Regions from separate parts of the Homo sapiens genome. Here region 2 is linked to region 1. The links are chromatin contacts, found by Hi-C or POLR2A ChIA-PET in ENCODE. All regions are on one chromosome and are shown on one strand. Each heading gives the region's core, a stretch centred on a gene start or an enhancer-like site at or near the end of the contact. The rest is flanking DNA. Distances are from core to core; before and after follow the strand shown.

The links. Hi-C counts contacts between places; a loop is a spot of excess contacts on that map. ChIA-PET counts read pairs that join two places held with the same protein, here RNA polymerase II (POLR2A). Pooled maps may share reads with other maps.
Region 2: a loop to region 1 is called in a map of naive thymus-derived CD4-positive, alpha-beta T cell, with 1.9 times the contacts of the local background. The contact joins two enhancer-like sites. A Hi-C loop is called at or near these places in 8 of 168 maps with a recorded cell type or tissue (PC-3, gastrocnemius medialis, heart left ventricle and 3 more), 4 of 37 single-sample maps with no recorded cell type and 10 of 50 pooled maps. POLR2A ChIA-PET finds 5 or more read pairs at or near these places in 10 of 52 experiments (BJ, HCT116, OCI-LY7 and 7 more).

Annotation. Positions count from the first base shown.
Region 1 is chr15:44,592,662-44,600,086 of GRCh38, reverse strand. It overlaps SPG11 (SPG11 vesicle trafficking associated, spatacsin), which reads left to right. Exons shown (of 40, transcript NM_025137.4): 22 at 1,251-1,456; 23 at 1,714-1,822; 24 at 3,144-3,303; 25 at 3,732-4,004; 26 at 4,628-4,828. Among named protein-coding and RNA genes, the nearest start is that of EIF3J, 59 kb to the right of the region's middle. RefSeq lists enhancers at 3,739-3,888, 6,909-7,008. Within about 2 kb of position 4,619, at least 3 of the 41 ENCODE cell types and tissues checked have a DNase peak (open chromatin) inside an H3K27ac peak, as active enhancers do.
Region 2 is chr15:44,630,247-44,636,710 of GRCh38, reverse strand. It overlaps SPG11 (SPG11 vesicle trafficking associated, spatacsin), which reads left to right. Exons shown (of 40, transcript NM_025137.4): 8 at 3,074-3,206. Among named protein-coding and RNA genes, the nearest start is that of SPG11, 30 kb to the left of the region's middle. Within about 2 kb of position 2,935, at least 2 of the 41 ENCODE cell types and tissues checked have a DNase peak (open chromatin) inside an H3K27ac peak, as active enhancers do.

The DNA.
Region 1 (7,425 bases), core at 3,370-5,869:
AAATATGTTTTGAAAAATAATAAAATTTAAAATCATACAGGAGTTTGTCAAATATTAGCAGTTAAAGAGGGAATTCTAAGGGAGGGAGAACGTTAGGACAAATACCTAATGCATGCGGGGCTTAAAACCTAGATGACGGGTTGATAGGTGCCACAAACTGCCATGGCACATGTATACCTATGTAACCTGCATGTTCTGCACATGTATCCCAGAACTTTAAAAAAAGGGAATTATATGATGAGATGTGAATTCTATATTTAATGTCTTTAATAATTCAATTATTCATTTTTATAAGGCACAGAATTGAGAGGAGCATTTACTATAATGAACAGCTAAATATAGATTTACTTTATTGGTTTGTTTTATAATTAACAAAGTAATACCTTTTTTATGGTAAAGTATTCAAGTAGTTCAGAAAGGTGAAAATGAAAGATAGCCCTCAGCTTCCCATTCCACATGGTAAAAACATGGTTAATAATGTCTTGTGTGGGCTGAGCACGATGGCTCACACCTGTAATCCCAGCATTTTGGGAGGCCAAGGTGGGCGGATCACAACCTCAGGAGTTTGAGACCAGCCTGGCCAATATGGTGAAACCCTGTCTCTACTAAAAATACAAAAATTAGCCAGGCATGGTGGTGGGTGCCTGTAGTCCCAGCTACTCAGGAGGCTGAGGCAGGAGAATCGCTTGAACCCGGGAGGCAGAGGTTGAAGTGAGCCAAGAATCACACCACTGCACTCCAGTCTGGGCTACAAAACGAGACTCCATCTCAAAAAAATAATAATAAAAATAAAAAATAGTAATTTCTTGTGTCTTTCCCAAATTTTCTATTCCTATAAAAGGCCTATATGAGTTTTTTTAAATGTGCTTCATGATGTCAAACTTACATTTAAGTGGCATTGATATTCTTCGTAGTTTGTATACGTACTCATAATTGATAAGATCACAAGTTGGCAGTCTTTCAGAAGTTGTACTTCATGTCTTGATGAAGTTGGAAGCAAGAATAGTTTAGACTATGACTAAGCGTTTTAGAAAGTCAGCTTAAGGGAAGCGGGGGGCTCTTGGGCCAAAAGACAACTGAAAAGCTACCAGGAACCTAAACGGGTATGTGCAAGGGGCAAAAGGTAAGGGAGAGGAGGCCACAAATCACATGGCTGGCACTCCCTCTGTCACTGATTTAATTCCATTTGCTTTTCCTGGTGAGACATAATTTTCATGTGCTGATGTGATTTTGATTCCTTTCTTTTTCAGGATCCAGCAAGTAGGCAATGAAGCCTATGTTATAGGGCTCTCCTCCTTCCACATACCTTCAATAGGAGCTGCATGTGTTTGTTTCTTAGAATTGCTTGGCCTTGACAGCCTCAAGCTCAGAGTTGATATGAAAGTGGCCAATATAATTTTGAGCTACAAGTGCAGAAATGAAGATGCTCAGTACAGCTTTATCAGAGAGTCTGTAGGTACAGCACCTTTTATCTGGCCTGCTTTGTTTAGAGAAGGTGTGACGAGGTCTAAGGCATTGAATTGTGAGTGTTTGGGGAGAAAATGGTTATCTTCTTGGTTTTATCCTTTTCCTGCAGAGTGTGTGTTCTTTGTCTCACTTTCTTGGGCACTTTAATTGGGTTCTGAAATGGCCCTGAGCCACACTATTCAAACAGAAATGCTCAGGTTTTGACTTTTTCTCTTCACCATATTTTGTTGTTTATATTTCTTACAGCCGAAAAACTATCTAAACTAGCTGATGGTGAAAAGACAACCACAGAAGAATTGCTTGTTCTCTTAGAAGAAGGTACATGGAACAGCATTCAGCAACAGGAAATAAAGAGGTTTGTGAGTTGCAGTCTCAGCCTCTTTTCTAACAAGCTTATTGTGCCAACCTGTGTTTGCCTAGTTTTTCTTTGAACAACTCTGGTGTTTTCACTAAATCCCCCTAGACCTTATCTTCTTCTTTATCTAGCATGTAGCAGATACTCAGTAAATGAATAATGATTTTAATTGCATCTTGCCATCAGTGAAAAGAGGGTGAAGATAGCAATTCTCTCTTTAGAGATGGACTTACCAAGAGATGGAGAGCAGCTTTGTCTCCTCCACTGCCCTGCTAGTCAGAGAAGTCTTTTAAATGGTACATGTTGAAATGCCAGAAGATGTGGGTTCAGATGTCTTGGAGGATTGGAAAAAAATGAAGAAGAGGATGATGTAGGATGGGTCTTCCAAAATTTGACTTTAAGTCATGTCCTTACTTTTTTCATTTTATTATGTCAGTTGATAATGGAAGCTGAAGTGACCGTATGTAAAAGCACCTCCTTACACTTCATGCCTTCTTTATGCTGCCCCACTGGGGCTGACCTAACCACTCCAGACCCTGAGAACGCACCCTTTTTCTGTACATCCTATCACTGATTCTGTTCTTGGCAGAATCCTGCTTGCAGCAGGAACATGTACCCTACCCCTGGTGAGGAGGCCCAGGCACCCACCAGGCCTCTGAGTACTCTAAAGTGAATAGAGCAAGAGAAATAAGTGCTCAGAAAGTTTCTTGACTGACAACTTCCTCAGTTCTCCTAAGGATGCTACACAGCCAGTATAAATAGGTACTTGATTGATGACTTGGGGAAGGAATGAATTGTGCCAGTATGCTAAGCTAGCTATTCTGCCTTATGGGTGAAAAAGTCTACTGTTTTTGGCCAGGCACAGTGGCTCACACCTGTAATCCCAGCACTTCAGGAATGTGAGGCGGACGGATCACCTGAGGTTGGGAGTTCAAGACCAGCCTGACCAACATGGAGAAACCCCGTCTTTAGTAAAAATACAAAATTAGCCGGGTGTGGTGGCACATGCCTGTAATCCCAGCTACTCGGAGGCTGAGACAGGAGAACTGCTTGAACCCAGGAGGCGGAGGTTGCAGTGAGCTGAGATCGCACCATTGTACTCCAGCCTAGGCAACAAGAGCGAAACTCTGTCTCAAAAAAAAAAAAAAAAAAAAGAATCTACTTTTTTCAAAGTAGCCTAATAAATATTTAGTATTTGTTGGAGAATACACTGTGCTTTAATTTATATCATTTTTACTCATTTTCCAGTTCAAGCTAAAGCTATATTTTAATGAGTTTTTTGTTTTTTCTTGACCACCCCCACCTCTAATTCTGATTATAGGTTATCCAGTGAATCTAGCAGCCAATGGGCATTAGTGGTGCAGTTCTGCAGGCTACACAATATGAAACTAAGCATATCTTACCTTAGAGAATGTGCCAAAGCAAATGATTGGCTGCAGTTCATTATTCACAGCCAACTCCACAACTACCACCCAGCAGAGGTAAGCCACTAATTGTTAGCAGTCACTCAAAAGGAAATAGGAACACTTCTTAGAAGATAGCATTCTTTCTGTTGTGTAGACATGACATAGGCCTTTTTTTTTTTTTTTTTTTTTTTTTTTTTTGACCAGGATACGTACTGGATACATGGGCTTTTGTTTCATATGATACTATTATTTTTCCTAAGATTTCAGTGGGTTGGCATCAGACAAGGCACTAGTACTGAAGAGCTGAAAAGCTTTTGTGACTTCAGATTGAATATGAAAATTCATTAAAAGGCACCATACAGCTTTGTAAAATTACATAATAGTCACTCTGACTTAGTTCAGGGTGAGAAAGCATAATTTTGTCTATGCTTTTCTCTAACATTTTCAGCTCCAGCTGAAACTGAAAGTTGGGTTTCTGTTTAATCATCTGATATGCCTTCTAGGTGAAATCCCTTATCCAGTACTTCAGCCCAGTCATTCAAGACCACTTAAGGCTGGCTTTTGAGAACTTGCCCTCAGTGCCCACCTCCAAAATGGACAGCGATCAAGTCTGCAATAAGTGCCCCCAGGAACTTCAAGGAAGCAAACAAGAGATGACCGATTTATTTGAAATTCTGCTCCAATGCTCAGAGGAGCCAGACTCCTGGCACTGGCTTCTGGTTGAAGCAGTGAAACAACAGGCCCCTATCCTCAGTGTTCTGGCCTCATGTCTCCAGGTGAGGATCATGAGAAGCCTGAAGTAAGTACCCAGAGAACAATAGAATAAGTAATGAGGGACAGGAAAGGCTGATAATCAGAAGTGGGGTGATGATGACAGTGAGGTTCCAGCATGTGTTTCCAAGTTCACTGCAACATTTTGTGCTTCTCTAGCTTAGGCTCTGGGCCATTTGGTGTACTTTCTTGTGCCTTGACATTCAGTGAACTCAAGTGATCAGAGCCTTGGTTTCTGGTTGGCAGTCACAGAGAAAGACGCTTTGGTGGACTGACCACCACTGTTTCTTTAGTGCCCTCTTTAGCAGGGAAGAGGGACATTCCAGACAGTCCTTTAATCAGCAGATCAGTGGAGGGCAATCCTACTCTCTTATGATTAGTACTTCCCTGACTTTTGCATATACCCCCTTCTGTCTGCTTCTTGGTCTTGTGACCTGCAACACTCTGCAGGACAGTTTAGAACAGTCCCTTGGTTGCTCATTAGTTTGTTTCATGTTTGAAGGCTTTTCAAGCCATTTTAACTAATTAAGTTGGGTGACTTATTCTAAACAGGAAATATCCATCTGTAGTATTTGTACATTTGCCAGGTAATCCAGGCCTAGTTGTTATTTTATTTATCCCGTGGCAGGGTGCCAGTGCCATTTCTTGTCTCTGTGTTTGGATCATCACTTCTGTGGAGGACAATGTTGCAACTGAAGCAATGGGACACATTCAGGACTCAACAGAGGACCATACCTGGAACCTTGAGGATCTTTCAGTCATCTGGAGAACATTATTAACAAGACAAAAGAGCAAAACTCTCATCAGAGGTTTCCAGCTTTTCTTTAAGGTAGTGATAGTTGCTTCACTTCTTTCCAGAGCTTAAGAGATTACTTCAGCATATCCCTTCTTGGCTTTTTCTTATTTCCATCCCTGGATTTTTTTTTAGCCAACAACAGATAATGATGATAATATTAGAAGTACCACTTACTGGCCAGGCGCAGTGGCTCACGCCTGTAATCCCAGCACTTTGGGAGGCTGAGGCGGGTGGATCACTTGAGGTCAGGAGTTTGAGACCAGCCTGTTCAACATGGTGAAACCCTGTCTCTACTAAAAATACAAAAATTAGCCAGGCATGGTGGCGTGGGCCTGTAATCCCAGCTACTCAGGAGGCTGAGGCAGGATAATTGCTTGAACCTGGGAGGTGGAGGTTGCAGTGAGCCGAGATCGTGCCACTGCACTCCAGCCTGGATGACAGGGCAAGACTGTCTCAAAAACAACAACAACAACAAAAGTACCATTTACTTAGCAAAGTCGTATTTATTTTATTTTGTTTTTTGAGACAGGGTCCTACTCTGTCATCCAGGTTGTAAGGTTGTAGTTCAGTGTCATAATAAGGCTCACTCCAGCCTCAACCTCCAAGGCTCAGGTGATCCTCCCAACTCAGCCTCCCAGATGGCTAGGAAAACAGGCACACACCACCATGCCTGGCTTTTTTTTTTTTTTTTTTTTCGCATTTTTAATAGAGACAGGGTTTTGCCATGTTGACCAGGCTAGGCTAGTCTTGAACTCTTGGGCTCAGTGATCCTCCTGCCTCATCTTCCCAGAGCACTGGGATTACAGGCATCAGTCACCACACCTGGCCCAGGGTGGTTTTTTGTTTTTTGTTTTTGTTTTTGTTTTGAGACAGAGTCTCGCTCTGTCACTCAGGCTGGAGTGCAGTGGCACGATCTCGGCTCACTGCAACCTCCGCCTCCCGAGTTCAAGCAATTCTCCTGCCTCAGCCTCCCGAGTAGCTTGGACTACAGGCGCGTGCCACCACGCCCAGCTAATTTTTTGTATTTTTAGTAGAGACGGGGTTTCACCATGTTGGCCAGGCTGGTCTCAATCTCCTGACCTCGTGATCCTCCCACCTCGGCCTCCCAAAGCGCTGGGATTTACAGGCGTGAGCCACCGCTCCAAGCCTCAGGGTGCTTTTTATACATTATTTTAGTGAGTTTTCACAATAATCCTATGTGAAAATAATATTAGATATTATGGGCCAGGCACGGTGGCTCACACCTGTAATCCCAGCACTTTGGGAGGCTGAGACGGGCGGATCATTTGAGGCCAGGAATTTGTGATGAGCCTGGCCAACATGGCAAAACCCCGTCTCTACTAAAAATACAAAAAAAAAAAAGAAAAGAAAAAAGCCGGGCGTGGCAGGATGCACCTGTAAACCCAGCTGCTTGGGAAGCTGAGGCACGAGAATCACTTGAACCCGCAAGGTGGAAGTTGCAGTGAGCCAAGATCACACCACTGCACTGCAGCCTGGGTGACAGAGCAAGACCGTGTCTCAAAAAAAAAAAAAAAAAGATATTATGAAGTGATGTTGCTCTCATTTGACAGACTAATAAATCAAGGCTCACAAAACTTAAGTAACTTATCCAAGGTCTCAAAATACTTCAGTAAGTGGTGTATTTACAGTTCAGAGCCATACTTTCTAATTCAGAACTCCTATTATCTGACTGAGCGACTCCCACTGACAACAATAAAATGTATGAATCAGTGCCACAGGCAACAGTAGGTAAGGTGGATCAGTAGAGCAGATTATCCAGGTGTGTGTGTTTAAAATGTTATGCCTGGGCATGCTAGCGCACACTTGTAATGCCAGCCCTTTGGGAAGCCTAGGCGGATGGATCACTTGAGTCCAAGAGTTCAAGACCAGCCTGGCAACACAGTGAACCCCGTCTCTACAAAAAATACAAAAACTAGTTGGGCACGGTGGCACGCACCTCTAGTCCCAGCTACTCTAGAAGCTGAGGTGGGAGGATCACCTGAGGTCAAGGCTGTAGTGAGTGAGCTGTGATCATGCCACTGCACTCCAGCCTGGGCGACAGAATGAGGCTATGTCTCAAAAAAAATAATAAAAAATAATAATAAAGGTGTCATAGCACCATCTAGTGGAATGCTTCCTGCCTGTGTGCAATAGGCCAAGTATAGAGTAGACAGAAAATTGATTGTTGAGTAGGTATAACTGGACTGAGTATCATTTTTCCAAAAGGAAAAGAAATTATATTTAACTTTAACGTACATGATTTAATCTGTGAAGCTATTGCTAATAGCATTTCTTTTTTTTTTTTTTGAGGCAGAGTCTTGCTCTGTTGCCCAGGCTGGAGTGCAGTGATGTGATCATAGCTACAGCTACAACCTCTAGGTCTCAAGTGATCCTCCCTCAACTTCCCGAGTAGCTGGGACTATAGGCACATGCCACCACACTTGGCTAATGTTATTTATTTATTTATTTATTGAGACAGAGTCTCACTCTGTCGCCCAGGATGGAATGCAGTGGCACAGTCTTGGCTCATTGCAACCTCCACCTCCCAGGTTCAAGTGATTCTCATGCCTCAGCCTCTGGAGTAGCTGTGATTGCAGGCATGCACCACCATGCCTGGCTACTTTTTTATA
Region 2 (6,464 bases), core at 1,686-4,185, 38 kb before region 1:
CAAGTGACCTGCCTTTCTCCCAAACCACATTTGTTTTTTTGTTTTTTTTGAGACAGAGTCTCACTCTGTTGCCCAGGCTGGAGTGCAGTGGCACGATCTCGGCTCACTGCAAGCTCCGCCGCCCAGGTTCACGCTATTTTCCTGCCTCAGCCTCCTGAGTAGCTGGGATTATAGGCGCCCGCCACCACGCCCGGCTAATTTTTTGTATTTTTTAGTAGAGACGGGGTTTCACCATGGTAGCCAGGATGAAACCACATTTGTTTTAATTGTACCTTTTTTTTTTTCTTAACCATTTTAAAGTTGCAAACTTTATAATCCTTCACTCTAAGTACTTTAGTATATATATCATAAGAACAAGAATATTCTATTCATTGATAATTTAGTTTTTACTCCCATCACTCAGAACGAAGGCATAGTTTGTTTATAGTCTCCTCTCGGGCCAATAATTTTTTCTAGTTTATCTTTTTTTGGCGGGTGTCACCTCACATGGACCCTAGGTTTGTCCTGTTTTTTCTTCCTCCAACATAACTCCCACCAATATGTCTCACCTGCCTTGGTATATTAACACCCAGAACTTTGGCCCATTGGCTCTCAAAATCTGGTTTCTGGACCAGCAGCTCACCATGACCTGTAGATTAGAAATGCAAATTGTCAGGCCCCTCCCAATATCTATTGAATTAGAAGGTCTAGGGGCAGGGTTTTGCAGTCCACAGCTTGACAAATTCTCCAGGTGATTCTTATGCACACTGCTTTATGCTAAGGGTGGCAAATTTTTCTTTCTTTTTTTTTTTTTATAGGTGGAGTCTCACTCTGTCACTCAGGCTGGAGTGCAATGGCGCAATCTCGGCTCACTGTAACATCCGCCTGCCAGGTTCAAGCAATTCTCCTGTCTCAGCCTCCCAAATAGCTGGGACTGCAGGTGCACACCACCACACCCAGCTAATTTTTGTATTTTTAGTAAAGACAGGGTTTTACTATATTGGTCAGGCTAGTCTTGAACTCCTGACCTTAGGTGATCCACCCTCATCAGCCTCCCAAAATGCTGGGATTATGGGAGTGAGCCACCATACCCGGCTTTTTTCCTTTTTTCTTTTTTTTTTTTTTTTTTTTTTTTTGAGACAGGGTTGCATAGGCTGGAGTACAGTGACGCAATCACAGCTCACTGCAGCCTCAACTTCTTGGGCTCAAGACACCCTCCTGCCTCAGCATCCCCAGTAGTTAGGACTACAGGTGTGCGCCACCACACCCAGCTACTTTTTAATTTTTTTTAGTAGAGACAAGGTCTTTACTAAAACCTTTTTAGAAACAAGGTCTCACTATGTTGCCCAGGCTGGTCTCAAACTCCTGGGCTCAAGCAGTCTTCTCGCCTCAGCCTCCGAAAGTGCTGGGATTGCAGGCATGAGCCACTGTGCCCCAACAACTTTGTAAAGGATCAGACAGTAAATATTTTAGGCTTCTCAGGCCACATGCTCTTTTGTTTTTGTTTTTGTTTTTTGAGACAGCATCTTGCTGTGCTGCCCAGGCTGGAGTGCAGTGGTATGATCTTGGCTCACCACAACCTCCACCTCCCGGGTTCCAGCGATTCTCCTGCCCCAGACTTTTGAGTAGCTGAGAGTACAGGTGCCTGCCACCACACCTGGCTAATTTTTGTATTTTTAGTAGAAATGGGGTTTCACCGTGTTAGCCAGGCTGGTCTCGAACTCCTGACCTCAGCTGATCCACCTGCCTCGACCTCCCAAGCTGGGATTACAGGCATGAGCCACCACACCTGGCCATCATACTTAAAAAAAAAATGTTTATTTTATTTTTGTTTATTAAAAATATAGAATGCAGCCAGGTGCGATGGCTCATGCCTGTAATTCCAGCACTTTGGGAGGCCTAGGCGGGAGGATCCTCACCTGAGGTCAGAAGTTTGAGACCAGCCTGGCCATCATGGTGAAACCCCGTTTCTGTTAAATTAGCTGAGTGTAGTGGTTCAGACTTGTAATCCCAGCTACCTGGGACTCTGAGGTGGGAGGATCACTTGAACCTGGGAGGCGGAGATTGCAGTGAGCCAAGATGAAACCACTGCACTCCAGCCTGGGCGACAGAGCAAGACTCTGCCTCAAAAAAGACAACTGAGAATCTGGCTGGGCGCAGTGGCTCATGCCTGTAATCCCAGCAATTTCGGAGGCCGAGTTGGGTGCATTGTTCTAGGCCAGGAGTTCGAGACTAGCCTAGCCAAACGCAGTGAAACCCGTCTATTAAAAATACAAAAAAAAAAAAAAAATCAGCTGGGTGTGGTGGTGCATGCCTGTAGTCCCAGTTACTCCAGAGGCTGAGGCACGAGAATCACTTAAGCTGGGCAGGCAGAGGTTGCAGTGAGGTGAGATCATGCCACTGTACCTCAGCCTGGGTGACAGAGTAGGACTTTATATTGTACTGCCATAACATTTTAATTCAAATAGAATATAACTGAATTGTAAGGGTAATCCCTAATATTTAGCTTTGAATTGTTGTAGAAATATAAAATGGTAGAGCTGAAAAGGTTTTGTAGTCTAATAACCTCCTGTTTCTATTGAAGCAGAAATTGGGCCAGGCGCAGTGGCTTGTACCTGTAATCCCAGCACTTTGGGAGGCCAAGGCAGGTGGATCATTTGAGGTCAGGAGTTCGAGACCAGCCTGGCCAACACAGTGAAACCCTGTCTCTACTAAAAATACAAAATTTAGCCGGACATGGTGGCGGGCACCTGTAATCCGAACTACTTGGGAGGCTGGGGCAGGAGAATCTCTTGAACCTGAGAGATAAAGGTTGCATTGAGCTAAGATCATGCCATTGCACTCCAGCCTGGGCAACAAGAGCAAAACTCTGACTCAAAAAAAAAAAGAAAGGAAAAGAAAGGTTACAGAGTCTTGCCCCAGATTGCATAATCAGTCATTGTCAAAATCCTCACTGGAGCCCATGTACTCATGCAGTCTTTTGCCTCCTGTAGTCTCACCACATTAAATTCTAAAGTTTGTTTAAAAATCTGAATCCTGATTTTTTTTTCCTATTGTAATTTTTTTCTGATTTTTATTTTCCTCCTCATTTCAGGCCGGGATAGAAAATCGTCAGCTGGACACAGTAAATTTCTTTTTGAAGAGCAAGGAAAATCTTTTTAATCCATCCTCAAAATCTTCTGTATCTGATCAGTTTGATCACTTGTCATCCCATTTATATTTAAGAAGTAAGTGGAATAAAGATTTCTACATTTGTATTTATCATTTGATCTTCTTAATAACTTTCAAAGTATGATGTTGTGTTTTCTGATGACTCATTTACTTGCCAAAACTTAGTCATGGGATTTTACGTACTTTTTGGAAACTTTCTTTTTTTTTTTTTTTTTTTTTTTTTTTTTTTTTTTTTTGAGACAGAGTCTCACTCTGTTGCCTAGGCTGGAGTGCGGTGATGACAGCTCACTGCAGCCTCACCTCCTGGACTCAAGCAGTCCTCCCACCTCAGCCTACTACAGTAGCTGGGACTACACGTGTATGCCACCACACTCAGCTATTCTTTGTAGAGAATGGGGTCTCACTGTGTTGCCAGGCTGGTCTCAAACTCCTGGGCTCAAACAATCCTCTGCCTCCCAGAGTGCTGGGATTACAGGCGTGAGCCACCATGCCTGGACAACTTTGTGGAAATTTGGCAGTGTTATCAGATTCTATAAATGTCCCCATACTATGTGGGGTATTTATTGCTCATATCTTTTACTGTACTCTGTATTTTTATTATGCAAGGAAGAGGCAATCTTTCAAATTCAAGACAGTTTTATACACAACAGAAAAACATTTATTTGGAAAATTGCCTGCCCTTGCAACCATCTGAGATGTGTATTGACAGTGTGGCTTTCTGAGTTGTGGATTAGGATTTGTTATAAGAATTTTTGGTGGGATGCAGTGGCTCGCCCTGTAATCCTAACACTTTAGGGGCCAAGGTGGGAGGATCGCTTGAGTCTAGGAGTTTGAGACCAGTCTGGGGAACATAGCAAGACCCCATTCTACAAAAGAATTTTAAAAATTAGTTGGGCATGATGACGCATCCATAGTCCCAACTACTTGGAAGGCTGAGGCTGAGGATTGCTTGAGTCTGGGAGGTCTAGGCTGCAGTGATCTATGATTGTGCCACTGCACTTCAGCCTGGTTGCAAAGTACGACTCTCAAAAAAAAAAAAAAAATTCACCCAGACTTCTCTGCTTTTTTGCCATATTACCAACACTTTTCAAGATTTTGGCTTTCCTTTTTAATAAATAGGAAGCCTAACTTTTATTCTTAGACCAGGTAGCCATGTAAATTCTCTCCTTAGAACAACAGGGTAATAAAGTATATTTTCCCCTTGTTAAATAAAAATTACTGGAAACCATTGTTTTGGTGTGAGCTGTACTAGGCCCCATCAGACCAGAACAGAAATCAAAATGGAGTCAACTATGCTAAAGTTCCATAGCATCAAACTTAAAATAAGGTGGTCTTCTGACATTGGGAGAAATTAGGAGAGAGCCAATAATCCCAAACAGTCCAGTTTCAATCTTCAATCAGCGTGATAATGACGTTCCTCTGATATAATCCTTATGTAAAAGAAGTAATGTAGGCCAGGTGCAGTGGCTCATGGCTGTAATTCCAGCACTTTGGGAGGCTGAAGCGGGAGGATCTCTTGAGCCCAGGAGTTTGAGACTAGCCTGGGTAACATAGTGAAACCTTACCTCTACAAAAAATTTAAAAATTAGCTGTGCGTGGTGGTGTGCATGTGTGGTCTCAGCTACTCAGGAAAGGGAGGTGGGAGGATTGCTTGAGCCTGGGAGGTTGAGGCTGCAGTGAGCCGTCATCACGCCATTGCACTCCAATCTGGGCAACAGAGTGAGACTCTGTCTCAAAAAAAAAAAAAAAAAAAAAAAGCTGGGTGCAGTGGCTCACACCTATAATCCCAACACTTTGGGAGGCCCAGGCGGGAGGATCACTTGAGACCAAGAGTTCATGACCAGCCTGGGCAACATAGTGAGACTCAGCCTCTATTTTTAATTGAAAAAAAAAAAAAAAGCCTGATGCAGTTTCATGTTAAATAATCAGTATTTTTTGTATTATTCTGTCTCTCTTCATCTTACAAAAAAAGTAGCTTTGAAACAACTAATATGCTCTTTTTTCTTTGCTTCTGCTTTCTTCAGCTCTTCCATGTCTATAAAGCCAACCCCTTCTGCTCAGCTCACTAGAACACCTTTTCCATGTTATGAAATTAAGTGTTGCCACATTCTAGAGTTGCAATAAAACCAATTGAGATCTTTAATCTAAATTTGTTGTAATTTTGTCCTTTGACACTCTGTAAATACGGTTTTATAATCTGTGTTTTTTCCCCACTTTATACTATAGACATCTTTCTTGTTAATAATATATACTTACTAAATATGATGACATAGAATTTCATTGTATGGGCTGTACCATAATTTACCAAGCCAAACTCCTGTTAGACATTTAGATTTATTCTAGTTCTTAGCTGTTAACAGTGTGCTAGAAATGCTGTATGTGTGTGTAATTTCACATATATATAATCATTTACTTATATTACTAGAATTTATTGTTAAATTCTAGACCTGGAATTTCCAGGTTTAAGAGTATGCACAATTTATATTTTTAAACACCTTGATAAATTGTCCTTCAAAAGTTGTATCAATTTGTAGTCTGCTTACATGGAGAAAATTACAACCTGCTGTTTTTCCACTGATGTAGTATTAGCTTTCACTGAGAAAATGAATTGGATGTTTTCTTTTTTTTCTTCCTAAATCTCATATGTGGTGGAAAGATATTTTCTTTTAAAAACACATTCTCAGACTGGGTGCAGTGTCTCACGCCTATGATCCCAGCACTTTGGGAGGCCGAGATGGGTGGATCATGAGGTCAAGAGTTCGAGATCAGCCTGACCAACGTGGTGAAACCCCATTTCTACTAAAAATACAAAAATTAGCCATGTGTGGTGGTGCATGTCTGTAATCCCAGCTACTCGGGAGGCTGAGGCAGGAGAATCGCTTGAAGGGAGGAGGCGGAGGTTGCAGTGACCCGAGATCGCTCCATTCCATTCCAGCCTGGAGGACAAGTGAAACGCCGTCTCAAAAAAACAAAAACAAAAACACACATTCTATTTTGTTTTGAGTGCAGAGTTTGGTCTCCTCTTTCTTGAATTGCCAGCTTTTCTAATGCTCTGATGTTTTAAAAACTGCTTAAATTTATAGAAAAAGGCCTAGTTTTTGATATTGAGCAGGGCTCCATCAGCAGTTGTAGAGTCATTATTCACTTCTGTTGTTTGGTGGTTAGTGATTTCTCCTCATTCCACTCTCACCTGCACTGCTCAGCTCTAAAGGGTGGAGATGGGACCTGAATGAGAAGCACTGGTAATAGCCTTACCTGCTCCCCTAGGGGGAAAACCCGTTTCCCATAATTCTCATACATCTCACAGATGTAAT